3 separate regions of the Homo sapiens genome follow, and regions 1 and 3 are each linked to region 2. The links are chromatin loops, found by intact Hi-C in ENCODE. Cell type or tissue: heart left ventricle. All regions are shown on one strand.

What was found. Hi-C counts contacts between places; a loop is a spot of excess contacts. Peaks named below come from ENCODE experiments on the same cell type or tissue, not always from the same donor. Only the 100,000 strongest peaks of a DNase experiment are listed, where the experiment ranks them.
Region 1: a loop joins it to region 2, with 2.9 times the contacts of the local background. A loop is called at or near these places in 11 of 110 quality-filtered maps.
Region 3: a loop joins it to region 2, with 18 times the contacts of the local background. A loop is called at or near these places in 12 of 110 quality-filtered maps.

Annotation. Positions count from the first base shown.
Region 1 is chr4:85,806,470-85,808,969 of GRCh38, reverse strand. All of the region lies in intron 3 of ARHGAP24 (Rho GTPase activating protein 24), which reads right to left. Among named protein-coding and RNA genes, the nearest start is that of MIR4451, 85 kb to the right of the region's middle. In heart left ventricle, no CTCF peak of the experiment used is centred here; a DNase peak (open chromatin) is centred at 1,229; H3K27ac peaks cover 1,516 bases.
Region 2 is chr4:85,146,352-85,148,851 of GRCh38, reverse strand. No RefSeq gene overlaps it. Among named protein-coding and RNA genes, the nearest start is that of WDFY3, 180 kb to the right of the region's middle. In heart left ventricle, a CTCF peak has its summit at 1,187 (motif pointing left); a DNase peak (open chromatin) is centred at 1,121; H3K4me3 peaks cover 847 bases; H3K27ac peaks cover 296 bases.
Region 3 is chr4:85,083,588-85,086,087 of GRCh38, reverse strand. No RefSeq gene overlaps it. Among named protein-coding and RNA genes, the nearest start is that of WDFY3, 120 kb to the right of the region's middle. In heart left ventricle, a CTCF peak has its summit at 1,503 (motif pointing left); no DNase peak of the experiment used is centred here.

The sequences.
Region 1 (2,500 bases), 660 kb before region 2:
GATCCTTTTTATAACTTCTAGGAAGACATAGTCCCCAGTTCATATGTAACACAGAGCTTGTTTTCTGCTGATAGACTAATCTTTTAAATCACCTACCTTCTCTCATCAAAGAAAACTTTTTTTTTTGCTGTTTTACTTAGTTGCTATTTCTTTTGGGTTATTTTCTTTTATAATTAAAGCAAACAATCACTTCCATATGGACACTGAGATGGCAGAACAGGAATGAAAGCAATCAGTCAAAAAGCTCAAAACAGGACTGAGAAGGAGCTGCTACACCAGGACCAACTTTCTTTAATTCTAGACTCTGGATAATTTATCTTGATCTTCCTTCTCTCTATAGTTTTTTGGAATACAATATTAAGAGTCAAGTCAGAGAGGAGATAGAGTGGAGGTAATACTGTAGAATGTGTGGAAATCCACCTTGCAGACCACCCCTCCCTGGGACAGGCTAAGGAACACCGGCAACTGATAGCATAATTCTTTCTTAATCTGAAGAAACTCAAAACACATTTGCCTAAAGCAAGTGAAGGAATATTGAAAAGAATAAGATGTAAATAAATGAAGGATTTACAATGAACCAAAAAGAAAAAAAAGGTTAAAGTGGCAAAGTGTTTAGAGCAGTTGAAAGGAAGATAATTTACAAAACAATGCTGCTGGGAGTTGAAAAGTAAGTTAACATCTCTCTAGATAGTACGTTAGAATGCCAAGGTCTGAAAATGCCTGCTTATAATCCCTAGGACTTAACATTGAGAATCTTGCTTTATATTGATGCCTGCTACAGAATTTTCTCAAAAGGGTCACAATGAAATAAAAAGCATATTTTTTTCGAATTGGGAGAAAAATAAAATGAGAATGCTGAAACATCTGGTCTCTTTCATTACAAGAAGCAACCGACAACTATGTAAAACTGTCAGAGCAAGCAAATAAAAACATGTATTAGAGTGAATTAGTAATAAAAAACTCTCAAGAAAGACACCTCAACACTGTATTTATAAAGGCTCAGGGAGGGTGAATTTATTTGGGATACAGGGGGAGACAAAAATAAAAAAAGTGCCTTGAGGGATACAGAGCAAAGTTGCTGACATCAGGGTAAGAAAACATACTCTCCAAGACTAGCAAGTCATGGAAGCTTTGGCAGGACCTTGGAATAGCGGTGCTTGAAATGCCCCTGGGAGGTTACAGGATGTGGAGGAGAATGGTGGCTTGGTACAATTCTGAGGTCAGCCCCTGCGCCTCTGGGCTCCAAGGTTGGATGTAGGCCCAAATACCCTAGTGGTCTTGGCACAGAGGCAACAAAACCATCCGTCATCAGGATAGTATGTGGCTTGGACATTAATCATTTCAGCCAAGTGTGAGTTGAAGACCTGAGAATCCTCTCTATGAAATTTTAACACAACCCTAGTTCCCAGGGTGGAAAAATAAGGCAAGGAAAGACAATAATGGGTATGATTGAAGCTTTATTTATTCAACATCCTGGTGACTTGGATTTCAGAGTCTGATTTAAGATAATTAGAAAAACAATAGGTTGTTTGGCACTGTATCAGGAGTGGGATAAAAATTATACTGAAACCATCATTCTCAGCAAACTAACACAAGAACAGAAAACCAAATACCACATGTTCTCACTCATAAGTGGGAGTTGAACAATGAGAACACATGGACACAGGGAGGGGAACATCACACACTGGGGTCTGTTGGGGGTGGGGAGGTTAGGGGAGGGATGGCATTAGGAGAAATACCTAATGTAGATGACTGGTTGATGGGTGCAGCAAACCACCATGGCATGTGTATACCTATGTAACACACCTGCACGTTCTGCACATCTATCTCAGAACTTAAAGTATAATAATAGTTTTAAAAAATTAATTAAAAAAGAAAAAAATTATACTGTTAAAAATACACAATTTTACAAATGCTCTCTGACTTGAAGACACTAGCATTAGCTGAAAATATCTTTGTGGCATTGGGTGCCTTTGATTTGGTTAAAAAGGTAAATAAAATTATTTTAGAACAGCATAATATAGGTCTTTTGTTAAGTTAAAAAGTGTATTATGTATGTCTTTTCTGCCACTTGATAAATGCAAGGCTTTATTCAGACTGATGTAAATAAAATTGGGAAAAAGCCATATGTAGCAAAAGCTACATATTTTTGGGCAGTCATAAGCTTTCTCTTAATTACCTAATTTCCGAGTTACATTAGCATTCTCTTCTTAGAAATGGAAAACTGGAACTAGAGATTACCCAAGTGAACTTATGAAAATAATAATTATTCAACAATTGAGCTGGTGAACATCTTTATTTCTTAACTCCCATTTTTGTGCATGTTTTTTCAGATCACAGTGGATTATATAGCAACATTCTCTTGTTGAGTTCCCAATCCAGCCCCCAATTAAAAAAATATGTCATAGGGAACAACTGCTACCCATGGGAGGGTGTCATGTTCTTCTAGCATGTGCAGACTGCTTTCTAAAGCCTTCTCTCAAATGCCCTTAGAAGTAGA
Region 2 (2,500 bases):
TCTTAAAGTTGTAATTAGACATATGTGAGTGTGTGAAATACACACACCACACACACACACCCCATGCACCACCCCAGTGACCAAATTCTTGTTTAATCATCAAGTACAACCCAGACTTGATTAGTTACCTAGGGTAGAGGAAACTCAAAAGACTTGAGGAGCTAGACTCTTTCAGATAATTTTGTCTGAAACTTTTTAGTGTTCCTTTCACTAAGGGAAGACAAATCAGAAACCCTTTTCCCCAACTCTTATATTTTTGAAGTAATACGTAGTAGGACAAAAATCTCTCAGGAAGCTAACTCTTCTATCAGGGATCAAAAATGAGAACATCCAGGTTTTGTATAATTCACATCTATTACACAACTAGGATTCTTTATGTCTCCCATATATTTATTCCTCTCACTCAACTACTGACAATCTTCTTTCATCTCATTACCTCATGGTCAGCTGAAAAGACAATGGTTAATTTGCAGAAATATTTTGACTCGACCCATGCTGACTATGTTTCATCCTTAGATAATTGCCTCCACAAAGATGCACTTGCCATTGAGTATGAGCTATAGACTAAAGGCCGTTATTCATAATTGAGGTTGACGCTTAACACAACCTCTCACCAACATAACATTTACTTTACACTCAGAGTAACAAAAAGGAAGGTCACAGGCTTAGTTTACCTGCACCTCAGCCACCTGAATATATTTGTGACCTTTGATTCACTGAAACATTATTTTTCAGAGAGCAAAATCATACAAAATGATCTTCATTTTCACTAACCCTTATAATTAAAAACTACCAAAGACAGAATAATATCCTTATACCAAACTTAAAACAACAGAAGTCTAGCAAAAACACAGCACACGTATTAAAGCCAGCTTATATCTCATAAGAAAGTCATTTACCCTCACAATTTTGTTTAGTAAGAAATATTGACAATTTTTTCCTAATAGAATGGGTATGAACCTTTACTGAAATAAAAGACTAGGATTTTATTTGAATCAACTTTTGTAGCTTACCTAAGCTATTCCTATTTACTTCCTACATAAGCGAAAGAAAATGAATAAATTGTATCCGGATACTCACAGCAGAGATCTCAGTTCTAGTCCCTAACATCAGACGTCGCGGCTGCAGACTGAAAATGTTACTGTAAGGAAGTACTTGTATTTTTCTAGCAAAGTAGCACCCTCTAGTGGCTTTTCAAAAATATGAAGGAGTACACGCCAAACGTGACATAATTTGTTTACTATCAAATTATGCAGTGTCAAAACACTCAGGTGAGAACAAAACCTTGCCCTTGGCATAACGGGAAGCATATTCCAACCTTGTTCTGTGTTGTTCTAGGGAGGCAAAGATGGTTAATCATCCTATTGCACATCTACAGTGTGCCTCTGAGAAAAATATGCCCTTCCCTGATAATAGTTTATTATTTTTCCATTATTAGTATTATGGTGCTATTACTATCATTATTGCTATTAATATTAATAGAAAATTACCATTTACTGAGTATTTACTACATGCCAGAAAATGTATTCATTGTTTTACATTCTTTACCCCATTTAAAATTCACTATGAGTATATAACCTAGTCTTTATCCTCATCTGGTTTTATTGATTAAATAGTCGAGGCCCATATGTGTAGTATGAGTTGCCTAAGAGAATAAGAAAAACTAAGATTCAAACATATCTTTATAAATTTGCAAGAACTCTCACAAGCCTGATTTCAACAAGCAGAAATTATCAATAGTTTTTACATGTATCCAGCCTCAAAGTATAAATCCAAAGAAATAATTCAATAACAATGAAATTAACTGGAAAATTTTAGCTAACACTTAGTTAAAATTTTAATTTAAGTTTGGGTTATAAATACAACCATTTCCCATAGTAAGTAAAAGTTAAATACCGATTCTTAGACAGCAAGGCAATAGTCTCTAGGAAGCCAGTTTAGTTCCCCCTGGCTCAGTCATGGTATTTTATTAAAATCGAGAGAGGTATATTTGTTCAGGTAGGCATTCAACAGACATTCATTGAATGCCTCTAGGAACTCTAGTTTTGATTGCCAGTGATCCAAGACCTTTGCACAAAGCAAGTGCTGTGTGAATACCAAGGAAGACCCCTGAGCTAAAAAGTATATATTTTTTATGGCTTCAAAATGTATATATTCCATTTTAAATGTCATTTGTCTGATCCCAGCAAATAAACACTTTTGATATTTACATAAGGTTTGAAGGAACTTAGAGACACAAACAGAAAAGAATATTTATTAAGTATCTGCCAGGTGCTAGTTAGTAGTCTATGCCCTTTACATATATCACTATGGCAGAGACTGCTAACTGTTCACCAACCATTTCCTCTTCTTATTAAGCACATAGCCAGACTACATTTACAGCCAACATTGACTCAAGTATGACCATGTAACGGGATTCTAATCAGAATCCAGTACTGTGAGCAAAAGCAATGTGTACCACTTCCATGCATCGCCCATGACAAACCTCCCTTTCAGGATC
Region 3 (2,500 bases), 63 kb after region 2:
TTTGTGTTTACTTTTGCATTCCCAAAGCTTCTTTTTTTAGAATTATGGGGGATAGAGTATTGTGTTTTTTGCTACATTAAAAACCACTAATGAAGATGAGAGAAAGCACTTGCAAGATCTTTAGGATCAAATATCCTAACAAACCACCTAGTTATGTGTTGGTATGCAAAGACAATCATAAATTAATAGATATTTACTATGTGATATTTACCAAGTATATCTGAAGACAGGAGAAAATACATTTGTAGAACATTGATCTGCCCAGCTAATGTGATCTGAGTGATAAATTCAGGCCCACTTGCCAACAAGCCTGGTCAGTTGAAACTCCCTACTTAAAGGCCATTTTTAAGCACTATTATCAAAGTTCCCTTGGGGTGGATTTTCTCATTTGCCCTTCCAGATTCAGTCTCTAATTTCTTCTTCCTGTTCTGGACCCAAAGAGTTGATCTCTGTGTACCACATCTCAAGGCTCCCTTGCCCTCCGGCTTCTGGTTAAGATCTTCCCAATAAAGAGCAACTCAGGAAACCAGACAGACAGTGGAAGGAAAGAAAAGTCAGAATACTTAATCCTCACCATCCCCCTCACACACTCCCCATGGGCGCCTCAGGTTTGTAGTAGCTGCAGTCTTCTCTCTATATTCACAGCTCCTTATGGAAGGTGTCTACTCCGTGGCAAGGAATGGTAATAATTTCTCACTGTGAATAGTCCCACAGTGGTTCCCTATCACTTGTTGATGTCCCTGAGCTCTTCATTTAGGGAATTCACTAACTAGTTCCTTTACTAAATTCTCTCCAGTTACCCCATCTGTCAAGCGTGCCTTCTGTTTCCTGCTCAGATCATGACTAACAGAACCCATTTGGAAATGTAGTGTATCTACTAAGAGAGGAGTAACACAATGAAACAAAATTGAGCTACTTCTCCATTAAATCTGAAGTCCTTATTAAAATATGGAAATGGGTTTGTGTTTTGATTAGCCTGCATTCAAGGTTTTGACTCCAGAAGGATGAGACATAGAATAGGCATGTTTTGATGAAGGTAGAATTAAAAATCAGTGTGGTAAGTGCCCACAATGGAGCAGCTGGGACAGCAGGAACAGCAGCAGCTGGGAGAGGGAACTTTCTAAAAGAGAATGAGGAAAGTTGAAAACCATCTCTTTTGATTCCTAGGGGATACCAGAGAGGAGAATGAAACCACCACTTTGCAGTTTTGCCTAAGGCTAACTTTACTTATGCTCCCTAATGTTTTAGCTCAATATCCAATCACTGCAATTAAGAGAAACTATTGTTCTTTTCTTTATTCTAAGAGCTTATGCCTGTTTTCTATTTTATTATATGGCTTTCAGAAGTAAAGACCCAAATAAAATTTATTTTCTCCTAGTAAGAGTTTCTAAGATTAATATACTTGCACACAAAAATAAGCTGGTATACAGGTACGCATCAGCCAGTATACTTCATGTCTGGTAACACCACTGCCTTTCAACTTGCAACTCTTGCCACCTAGTGGCAAAATTTGGTCTTACAACTTGAGGATAACAACAAGTATGATTTCGGCTCTAAAAAAGACAACTTGAAATTCTTGATTTCTTACTTAAATCAAAATTTCCTACATTATACCATCATGTGGTAAAAAGTCGTCCACAGGATGATACTGTATAATGGACTTTTTAAATAATTAAAGCTAATTAAAATTAATATTAAAACATAAACATTTTGTCTTAGGATTCTGTCCACCTCCTTTCTTCCTTTAAGGCAAGATCAAGGGCCAGCCAAGTAAACCGAAAGCAAATTTGTTTGAAAATTAGCAATAGACATGTCTTTGACTTACTACTATCATAGTTTTCTTACAATAGTTATGAAATCTACAGGTTTCCAGTTAAACTTATTATCCCCTTTTCATGTCATATATTACAAAAATATTTTTAAATCTTATTCCTTAATTCAGAGGAGAGTAAATTCAATAGCCCACTTTTTATTTTCCCATGCACAACGTTCTTTCAAATTTAAGAAATTTTTTTTGTGTAAAGTACTGCTCTAGGTATTGACTTAATTGGAGAAAGAAAACCAGAAAAAAATCTTTGCCCTCACTTAAGTTATTAATTATATTTTTGAATACTCATAGAATTATAGGTATGTATAATTGAGAAGATAATTTAGAGATTAGCTAATTCAACCTGAATGTTTTGTTTGTAATTTTTTATTTACAAAGAAGAAAACTGAAATGCAATTGGTAGGAACAGAAGTTCTCAAAAGCCTATCTTTGAGTATTCACAATACTTTGGATTATAGCAAAGTTATATTTACAATGAGCTGTGGTACTTGTTACATTAAAAAAAAAAAAAAAAAACCTGAGTGTAACCCCAAGCAACTACTTTTTCAATACCCATCTCCTCTCTGTACCGGTCCCACCTGTATTAGTCTCCTGTCTGCCACTTTCTATGTTCTTCCCAGCGTATGTATTTGCTTCCCTGGTCTATCCCCAGGACTAGGGTCTTCTACTGGA